Regions from separate parts of the Homo sapiens genome. Here all the other regions are linked to region 3. The links are chromatin contacts, found by Hi-C in ENCODE. All regions are on one chromosome and are shown on one strand. The core of a region is the stretch at or near the end of the contact, and the rest is flanking DNA. Distances in the headings are between cores, read along the strand shown. Region 1 overlaps LRCH1 (leucine rich repeats and calponin homology domain containing 1). Region 2 overlaps LRCH1 (leucine rich repeats and calponin homology domain containing 1). Region 3 has its middle 87 kb from the start of HTR2A.

Region 1 (3,363 bases), core at 553-3,052, 390 kb before region 3:
CCTCTATAAAACTAATTTTAAGTTGATAGAGTCTTAGGTCTATAGCCACTGTTGAATGCACCTAATCAGGCCATCTCCTTGAACTAGAGAATGTTTGCATCATAGGATAGATACCAGGTTCCCTGAGAGGTGGGTACCAGGTGCCTGGGAAGTGAAGTAACTTGCCAAGAACAGAGAGCCAGGGAGTGACATTGCAGGCATTTAAGCCTAGGCAGTCTGAGTCCCGAAAACAAGTCAAGACATTTATTGTCTTTCCATTTCTTACCCATGTTCTTACTGTTTTGCCTGGACTCCTCTTTTAATCTCAGTGAAAAAAAAAAAAAAAGTACATATTTAACAACTGAAGAAAATAAACAGAGACTGTAGTAAATTTCCAAGCTAATAGCAAGTTATGTAAAAAATACTACTTGCTGATGAGGTTTGTAAGAACCTCCTAGAACCTTATAGAACAAGTGTGGAATACTTGTTTTCTGCTAAGGGCTATTGACCCCAAGAAAATTCAATGAAGCGATCTTTGCAAAATAGTAAATGATTTTTCTTTGTCTCCCTGCAGAAGCAAAGAGGCTTAGACCTCTAGCCACTGTTGAATGCACCAAATCAGGCCACCTCCTTGAGCTACACAGAATGTTTGCATTATAGGATAGGTGCCAAGTGCCCTGGAAGGTTGGTGGAGAGAGAGATGACTTCCAGCTGAGATTGTACAGTAGAATTTAATATTTAAAGTTTCTCGATTTGACGGGGCTGAATTAGTTCATATGAGTTCATAAGTAGGAACTGCTTCGCTTAATTTTGGTGAATAAAATATCCTGGCTGCAAAATACAAAAAAGAAAGTCACCCTCATTTTCAAATGTATGGTTAGTGCTTTCCATAGAAAACATATGGCTAAATGTGTGTGTTTTTTTAATTTAGCTCTGAAATGTGAAGACTGTAATAAGATCTAGTAACAAGAGCGCAGTTTAGAAAAACCTGATTGACTCTAGTTTATGTAACTATACAGGCTATATAAAGAAAGTCTCATAAATGAACTTCATCTAAAGAGTGTGGCAGCTATAACCTTCTCCAACTTTCAGGCTCTGGGTGTTCTCCTAGCTTCTTCTGAGTTTATAGTCTTTATGTAATTATTAATACCATGATGATCATTCTGGGGTTTGCTTTTTGCCCTGGTCACTTTAGGTTTAATTTTATTCCATTCCTGGTCATTTATAGTTTTGTTCTGTCATCTCCCCATACCCATCGAGAACCCTATTCTCCTGTGGCAGACTTTAATGAATGTAACCGCAGATTATGTGTTTTCTTTCTTTGGTGAACTTAGAGGATGCATAGGCCAGGTGCCAAGTGTTAGAAGAAACCATACCTTTCCTGATGGTGCTGCATGGCTAGCCTACCCCGACCATGCAGTAAGTGACTTCCTCACCGCTGATGTGGCAGACCTGCTCTGCATCTCCACAGGGTTTCTGGGTTCTTTTCCAGGCTGTTTCCATATTGCACACTCAGACTGGGTAGGAAAGCAGGCAGGGCACAGTTTTATATGTACGTCAGCATTTTCACTTGGTGATGGATATAAGCTAACTTTTGTAGCTCTCCTAGGTTTATTACTGACATCTGTTCCCCCCTGAGCATATCCAGCTGGGGCTGAAGCCACATCTGCACTTTAAACTTCCATCTACCTTTATGTTTTCAATGTAATTTTAGATTTCATTTGTTTTTAATTGTGAACTCAGAAGAGATGAGTTCCAGCTATGACTCAGTGTGAGTTCCTATGTCATAATTCTACATTTCTGGAGTGCTTACACCTGACAGGAATAAACTCAAGGAAACAAAAAGAACAGGAAAGGCCTTAGGCACATACTGGTTGTTCTAGATGTGGAGTTCTGCTGGCAACTGCCACAGAGTGAAATTGGCCACATGGAATCCAAAGCACGGCCTCACATTGTTTTTTTTTTTTTGAATATTTTATGTAAGACAGGGATGTTAAAGGTAGAGGAAGTAATTAAGAATGGCAGCTATGTCTTTAAAATTAAACACATCGGTCATAACTTTAATGAAGGTGTAAAAGTGTTTTTAGTTTTAAACAGGCAAAAAGGCTTTTAAATACAAGTAACCAGTTTTGAGACTTTAAAAAGCAGAAGTTTTTCATGCCAGTGCTTCCTATTTTAGTTTCAAAGGAAAGGAGGAGGAGCTGAGGTTTGGATGGTTATCATAGATGAGGGAGTTGACATGATCAAAAATGTTTTTTTCCCTGGGAACACATCTTGAGTGCTTATCTCTTCTAATAGATAAAGGGCTGGTGAATTTTGAATGTTTCCTGCAGCTCTGAAGAAACACTGTGATCCTAATGAACACCGAGGAAAGCTTGTATTGCAGCCCTAAATATTACCTGCTTCAAGGAGGCAGCATGTTTTGGTACAGTCTGATCATGACTATAAATCAAAGCATCTTTACTTCTCCAGGGAGATAAAAAAAATCATGTGTTACTTTATAAGGATCTTGTAGTTGCAGTATGTCTGTCAGATGTTTCCATTTTTATGATTTAAGACACTTGGTGCTGCTATGAATAGCAAATTGGAAAAATTGGGCATTTTTTAAATTTTGAATTTTATCTTAGCATATATCTGGAAATGAAATAGCGATCTTGGAACAGAGACATCTTTGTTAGAATATGAAAGAATGTCAGTGAATTCTAACTTGAAGCTACATTGAGATGACATGTTAAAGGCATGAATAGACAAAGGGAATGATTTTCAGGAAGTGCCTTCTGGAGACTGTGGGAAATCCCGTCATGGGTAGAGGAACAGCTTGCGATTGGATCAAAGTCACGCAAAGTTACGCAGGTGGTAGATGCTGGTAGTCAACATGGCTAGGTCCATGGCAATCGATCATTTGCCCAGCATTTTGCCTGCTGAATTTGGGGGAGTGAAGAGGACATTTTCACCACCCCAGGAAGATAGTAACTAGTGCTCTATGTATGTAGCTCAGAGCCCTTGAATTTTCAAGTGACCTTTTAAAAGTTTCCCCCAGAAAGGTTTGAATAGACTTCCTATCTATTACTCTAAGTTTAGGTCTAAGAAAATTCCCAAATGGGTTAATACAGTCGATCCTCAATCTTTGAGAATTCTGTATCTGTGAAATTGGCCTACTTGCTAAAATGTATTTGTAAGCCCCAAATCCATCCGTGAGGACTCTTTGTGGTCATTGGTGGATATGTACAGAGCAGCAAAAAAATTTGAGTAGCTCAAGGTACACGTACCCGGTGGAGGTTGAACAAGGTGACACTCTGCCTTCTTGCCTCAGTTCTCATACTGTAAACGAGTGTCCTGGATGCAGACAATTCAGTGCCATGTCTTCTGCATTTTTGGGCTTTT
Region 2 (3,521 bases), core at 648-3,147, 320 kb before region 3:
GCAGCTTTTAGTGTAAAAAGCATCCGTTCCCCTCAAAGAGACCATGAATGTTTTCACAAGCTTAAATTTTATTTTATTTTAAGTAAGTACCCACTCTGGAAGATTTCCAATGAGAATAAACCCATGTAATCTCAAATACTCACGCATCTGAATGAGCAGAACTTTCTTTGTGTTTCTCAAAGTAGTATGATACATGACTCTCCCAGTTCCATATCTGCTAATCTGGTTAGATCCCTGCACCAACTAGTGAGACGGATAACTTAGAGTGTAACTCTGAGTTTCCAGGCAAAGAAATGTAGGAAAGATCTTAACTTGTATTTGTTAACTCTGCTAAAAATAGGAATGTAGAACTTTCTTGAAAATACTAATCTTTGTTCTCATTATCCCTCTTCAAAAGGAGGTTTACGTATGGCTCCAAATAAATAGACTTGCCTTATTAACATTTTTATTTGCCGATCCTCACTTTATAAAATTGCATATTAACAAATATTTTATAACCACAAGTTACATTTCAAATTATTTGCTTGCCACCTTTTAATAAACTGAGTTCTCTTTTCTGAAGGAGCCTTTTTTGGAGCTTGAAAAAAGCCCTCACAGCAGGGTAACAGGAAGACCCCCTCCTCCAGCCAAAAGAGTCCCACTGAGCCCCTGCTGGTGAGAGAGAGCCTTGGGAGGGATGTGAGAGGCAGAAACACAGGCTGCTGGCCCTAGCTCCTCCCTTCCACCGTCCCCAGAGACCAGGAGAGAGTGCCAGTGCGGGCCCATTGCCCTTATTCTCTTGGTCCAATCCTGCTAACTAGGGAAAGTGAAGAGCTGGTTGGTCTTTTGCAAGCCAGGAACCTACCAGGAGGGCACTCAATCTCCTCCCTCCTTCTGCTGGACCCTCTTAAAGAAAAATCTGCCTCTTTCTGGAAATAGCTTTTTCCATGGGTCTGCACAATGGAGAGAAGATATGACTGTATCTCTTCTTGCTAAAACATAGTTACATGGGTAATTGAGTGCCCTGGAGCAGCAGAGATATCAAGGTGTTGACAAGGCCGTGCCCAGATTAGAAAGGTTCTTTCCACAGCACAGCACCTGCTTTTTCTGAGCTCATCAGGTAGAGCTGCCCTTCAGTTAACCAGATTTCTGCTCCCTCATATGGAGGAGAGTCAAACTTCTAATTGAAGAATGACATATATTCAGAAAAGTGCACAGATCATAAGTATACATCTCAAAGAATTTTCATGTTCTCACTCATAGGTGGGAATTGAACAATGAGAACACTTGGACACAGGAAGGGGAACATCACACACCGGGGCCTGTCGTGGGGTGGGGGGAGGGGGGGAGGGATAGCATTAGGAGATATACCTAATGTAAATGACAAGTTAATGGGTGCAGTACACCAACATGGCGCATGTATACATATATAACAAACCTGCACGTTGTGCACATGTACCCTAGAACTCAAAGTATAATTAAAAAAATAAAAAATAAAAAATAAAGAATTTTCACAAATAGGAGCACTCGTAACACATATCCAGGTCACATTTATCATTTTATAATGATGTTTCTTTCCTGATGATAAAAGCACTTGTAGAAAGTTTGGAAAATACATCAAAGTATAATAATGGAAATAAAAACCATCCATTGTACCTATACCCGAAGAGGAGTACCGATAGTATTTTGGTGTATTTCCATTCTGTCTGTCTCTCCCCCTCACATACACAGATACATGCATGTCTATAAATACACTCACACAGGAACACAGCTTCTGAAACTTTATGCATGTGTGTGCAAACACACAGCAGTTTTATTAAATAGTTACACTGAATGACATACAGATTTTTAGATATTTCACTCTGTGGTTGTTGGCTTCAACACCAGAAGGGCAGAGAAAGAAAGGGAAACTGAAACCCATCTGTCTTTTTGCTTGGTAGCAGGAAAAAGGGGCTTTTTGTGGGGGAGGAGATTGAAATAAATGGCTGACATATAAATAAGGATGGTTCGTAGATTTTATTTATCTAGTATTTTCCATCTCCATGAAAACTAAGCATTGATGATAGAAAGTTCAGAAACTTCTGGGTAGAGACCCTCTTCTTGTAGAGCAGAGATGAGACATCAACTTAGACTTTTTTGGCTGCTCTGTGGAACTAAACCCCTCTGGGCTGCAGTTCCACTTTGCCAGAAGACCAACTTTCCTTTCTTTCTCTTTTAGTTAGCTCTCTTGCAGATACCAAAACAGACTTAAACTGTAGCAACCCTTGTTTTAACAAAAGGAAGCTGAGTCAAAATGTTGGAAATGAGCCCGGTGGTTTTGTGAGTTGCAGCAAAATTATCTTCCCCATCCCTACTGCAATGGATGAAATGATGCCTGTGTGGTGCTGGTTGCTTTGGTCCAGCTGAGTTTCCTGCACACATTGTCAGGAGAGGGCAGTTGGCACCAGCTTCCCGTTGCTATTGGTTGTGCAGGATGTGCTCTCCATCTGCCTCCTGGCTGGCCGAGGGCTCAGCTTCTAAGTGGCGGTGGCGGGGTGGCGGGGTGGCGGGGGGACTTTGATGGCATTCCTTGTGTTGAATAAAGTTGTCTCTTTGAGAACTGCCCATACCCTTATTTTTTATTTTTTATTTTTTTTTAAAAAAAGAAAAACATATTTTGTTTTCTTACATACTTGTCATTTGAGTTGTCACACAGAAAATATATTGGACTTCTTGTATTTGTAAAATGTCTTCTCAGATCACTCCTTTTTCCTTTCTTGTTAAAAACAGGTTCACAGACAGTATGAAGTGGCCTTTCTGTTTACATGTGTTCTTGTTGTATTGTCTTTGCAGTCGAAATCAGCTGTCCGCCCTGCCTGCCTGCCTGTGTGGTCTGCCTCTCAAAGTCTTAATCGCAAGTAACAACAAACTTGGATCATTACCAGAAGAGATAGGTCAGCTCAAACAGTTAATGGAGCTGGTATGTTACCGATTTTTAAGATGCTCTTTTTTGTTGGTTGACTGATCATAGCCTCTCAAGGTATTCAGAAAACCTTTTTGCTACGGTTGGACAAGGTAGAGCCTCTGTTGTTTGAGGGCAGGTATATGATAAAGACATTAAGTGGGGAGAGGAACAGCTTTGAAACTTCACTGTGACAGACACAGTTCCTGGAATTTAAAGGCTTCCTGTAATTTACAGCTCCTGAAGTTTGCAGGATTTGCCGTTTTTGAAGTTTATGGGCTATCATGTTGTAGTTAGTATTTTCAGATTGCATATAAATTTGTAAAAAATTATGGCTAAACTGCCAAAATAATCTCCAAATAAGTTAGTAGGCCACACTTCATGAAGGTATAAAATTAAGTCAGAAGACAGAAAGAATGGGGTGCTCTGATTCTGTCGAGATTTTAGAAATCATTGTCGCAAATCGTTGTAATTTTAAAATGTGACCGTGTCCCTAGGGATAGAAAAGGAGAACAAGCTATAGATGAGCAGAGATGGATTACAAATGTGTGTGAAGCTGAGATGCACTGTTATATTTCAGCTCTTTCACTACTAATTTAAT
Region 3 (3,631 bases), core at 154-2,653:
GGTTTGAATAAATGTATAATGTCATGTGTTCACCATTAAAGTATCATACAGAGTATTTTCACTGCCTTAAAAATCCTCTGTGCTCTGCCTATTCCTTCCTCCCTATCCCCAAACCCCAGCTACCTCTGAGCTTTTGTACTGTCTCCATAGTTTTGCCTTTTTAAAACAAATTATCTTTGCTTTTGAAAAGACATAGAATAATAATTACAACATTATATATAGATGTGTATCTATGCAATATAGGGTTTCCCTGGTGTAAGGCAGTAAGAAGGGGTGAGTAAAAGTATAGAGGGAGCTAGGTCTGAAATTAGAAATAGGTGTCCTTCCCTTTTACATGGATGGAGGAGGGTGATTGGTTTTGGAACAGGAAGTTCAGGGAAGCTTCACCAGAACTTGCCTTAGCCCTTAGCATCCCTAGCCAGGTGTGTTCACTAACCCTTGTTCTGAGGAATAGCACTGTGGCAGAACAGATGTTGGCACTGGGCCCTGGTAGGTAGGGTTCTTGTCCCTCTTTTACTGGCTGGTGAAGGCACGTGGGAATAGTTCTCAAATATGGTTTTCCTGTCTGTAAAATTAGGAAACTGATTTATCAGACCTAGATTGATTGCCTGGACTTTTCATCACAGTCTCAATCTCAAATCTGAGGTTCCCTTCTCTGACTGTACATCGATTTTGGCTTTGTATATGTGGCCACTGAACTTCTCAGGTCTGTCCCAGACTGAATCTTTGATCTTTTTTCACTTCTGCAAAATGCAGGAAGCCCTTTCTTTGTTGTGGTCCCTGTGATGCAAGCTTGGTCAAAAGAAGAAAAGAGCAGAGCTGTGATAAGCTGATTTTAGCAGCAGCGCTCCATTTAGCACCAGGCTGTGTATCCCCCATGAACAGCACAGCCCACTGGGTGCTGGTGGCAGGAATGGCTTTTTGCAGAGACCAAGTGGGTCCAAATGAGAAGGGATTTTCCCATCTTGAACTCCTCTCTTCTGCTGAATTTTCACTGGGGTATAATTTGTTAGTATCTGGCATCGATCCCCCTGCAGGTCATCATACCCATTCCTTTCAGAATGTGGCTGGTAGTCATGGGCAGGGAGAGAGGGACCTTGTATGGAGTTTTGCAGACAGGGCTTCTGATCCCATATACTACAAAATCATTAAAAAACCACCTATCATGCACATGCTGTAAGGTAGGCATTGTGAAAAATGTTTTTCCGTACATTCACTCCCTTATTTTGGTCACTAAACTGCATGTTCATTATCTTTTCAACCACAGGCTTTTGTCCAACATTATAATATTGAGACCTATGGCATACCCTATACTCTTTGTTTCCATCTTCCAGATCCCGAGTCCAGCTACCAGCTCACTACACCTCTGCTGTCCTGCTGTACTTGTATCTTTAAGACACCTGTGAGACCTTTTCTGTGCTTTCAGTTTTATGTGATGGCTTGGCATGCAAACACAAGTATCTCTAGGAAGGCATTCAGGCCTTGAGAACCCTTTGGGGTGTAGTAACAGGAACTTCCTCTTGTGAATCATGCCTTTCATGTAAGAGCAGTCCTGTTAGGAGCACATTATTGACCTCTGCACCTATTCATCAGCCAGAAAGTGTTTATTTACTGAGTATATCCTGAGGTACTGAGATCATTGTCATTGCAGTGTTATTTTGGATTAAATATACATTTGTATTTTTGAAAATTTTGGCATAGTCTACTTTCCCTTGAAAAGAATAACATCAGTAATAACTGGCTGATTTAGGAATCTGTTGACTAGCTTGTCATATAATAGCTTATTTTTCCCCCTTTGAAACTGAAATAGTTGGATTTCTGTAACCTGTGGTATTTTTCTTGGGAATCATATATGTAAAGACTAAATTAGAGGTGAAACTAAGTTTAGTTTGTACATTAGATTTAATTAGTATGAAATTAATTTTAATGTTCTTTTTTTTTGAGACAGAGTCTCACTCTATTGCCTCAATTACTCCAAATTAATTTTCATCGGAACTTCAATAAACATTTTTTTTTTTTGAGACAGTCTCACTCTGTCTCCCGGGCTGGAGTGCATTGGCATGATCTCAGCTCACTGCAACCTCTGCCTCCCGGGTTTAAGCGATTCTCCTGCCTCAGCCTCCCGAGTAGCTGTGATTACAGGTGTGTGCCACTAAGCCTGGATAATTTTTGTATTTTTAGTAGAGAGGGGTTTTTGCCATGTTGGCCAGGCTGGTCTCGAACTCCTGATCTCAAGTGATCTCCCCATCTCGACCTCCCAAAGTGCTGAGATTATAGGTGTGAGCCACCATGCCTGGCACTGATAGTCTTTTGAGAGAAATGTATTTGTTCATTAAATGTAGTTCAAACAATTCTGTTTCCTCTCAAAAACATTGAATAATTTGGGGAGAAAAACTAACAGATATGTAACTATTAGAGAAGTATCAAGTGTGTTGTATGTGAATTTAAATATCATAGAGAAGGAAAGGTCAGTATAGGTTGAATGAATCTCTTTAAATTATAAACAGCCTATTCCTGCCTCTGGTTGGTTTTATACAAAATGTATTAGTTGAATTTCCCTATACTCAGACCATAGTACTGATAGCTCACCAATCTTTGATTTATAAGAATGGTAGAGGTTGTTCCTGGATTCTGCAGATACAAAACATGCCTGTACCTAATCACATTTGGTTGATAAATTCATTTAAAAAAACCAGAAATGTGAGTTATGGAATAAAAATTACCAGGAGAAATACCAAGAATAAAAAAATCTCTTATTCTTAGGAACAAACAGATAAATAGTTCCACATGCATTTTATTATTCTGTTTTCATTTGCATTCTTCATGACAGTGAGTTCTCCCCCAAAGAACCACTTAAACATCTTGAAATTTGTTATGTTTCCCATCAGTTTCTTAACTGCAAAGCTTCATCACCTCAAGTTATACTGTCCACTTCCTGTGGGAAACGTGGGCAGTAGGAGGACAATTCGAACTCAGAATTAGCTAAATTTTGCATTAGGAAAAATGGAAATCCATTTAAGATGTTTTTACTTGAACTTCATTCTGTTATTAAGCCTTACTCTGAGCCACTTTATTATACAACAATCATGCAGCTCACTACAGCTCAAAGGTTAGAAGCATGATGGAGTCCTGAAAAGGCCTCAGATATGTTATTCTGGGTGTAAATTTATGTTACACTAATTGTGAATGCAATGCTTATGTGCTTATTTGATATCTTAAACTAGCATCTTAAAGGCTTATTATATGGAGCCTTATAATTTTATACAGAACCTAGGTCAGTGATTCTCAAACCTGGACACAGGATAAACTTTTGATTCCTGGGTCCCAATCTGTAAAGATTCTGAGTCAGTGAAGCTGGATGGAGCCTGGGCATCTGCATTTTTAACAAATACTTCAGATTCTTGTAATACAATTGATCCATACTCCTTGAGAAATATTGGCTTAGATTCATGAAAATTTCAAGAGTTGAAATGATTCATTGTAATTTTTTTTTTCTTTTGAGATGGAGTCTTGCCTTATTACCTAGGCTGGGGTGCAGTGGCATGATCTCGGCTCACCGCAAACTTCACCTCCCGGGTACAAGGGATTCTCCTGCGTCAGCCTCCCAAGTAGCTGGGATTATAAGTGTGTG

Evidence for each region. Hi-C counts contacts between places; a loop is a spot of excess contacts on that map. Pooled maps may share reads with other maps.
Region 1: a loop to region 3 is called in a map of B cell, with 12 times the contacts of the local background. The contact joins two enhancer-like sites. A Hi-C loop is called at or near these places in 1 of 168 maps with a recorded cell type or tissue (B cell), 3 of 37 single-sample maps with no recorded cell type and 1 of 50 pooled maps.
Region 2: a loop to region 3 is called in a map with no recorded cell type, with 4 times the contacts of the local background. The contact joins two enhancer-like sites. A Hi-C loop is called at or near these places in 4 of 37 single-sample maps with no recorded cell type and 4 of 50 pooled maps.

The regions. Positions count from the first base shown.
Region 1 is chr13:46,593,934-46,597,296 of GRCh38, forward strand. The region is part of intron 1 of LRCH1 (leucine rich repeats and calponin homology domain containing 1); the gene reads left to right. Among named protein-coding and RNA genes, the nearest start is that of LRCH1, 42 kb to the left of the region's middle. RefSeq lists a silencer at 1,454-1,503. Within about 2 kb of position 1,803, at least 8 of the 41 ENCODE cell types and tissues checked have a DNase peak (open chromatin) inside an H3K27ac peak, as active enhancers do; they include B cell, where a contact is called at or near this core.
Region 2 is chr13:46,666,219-46,669,739 of GRCh38, forward strand. It overlaps LRCH1 (leucine rich repeats and calponin homology domain containing 1), which reads left to right. Exons shown (of 20, transcript NM_001164211.2): 3 at 2,812-2,938. Among named protein-coding and RNA genes, the nearest start is that of LRCH1, 110 kb to the left of the region's middle. RefSeq lists enhancers at 1,239-1,288, 1,804-2,023, 2,084-2,133. Within about 2 kb of position 1,898, at least 21 of the 41 ENCODE cell types and tissues checked have a DNase peak (open chromatin) inside an H3K27ac peak, as active enhancers do.
Region 3 is chr13:46,982,593-46,986,223 of GRCh38, forward strand. No RefSeq gene overlaps it. Among named protein-coding and RNA genes, the nearest start is that of HTR2A, 87 kb to the left of the region's middle. Within about 2 kb of position 1,404, at least 5 of the 41 ENCODE cell types and tissues checked have a DNase peak (open chromatin) inside an H3K27ac peak, as active enhancers do; they include B cell, where a contact is called at or near this core.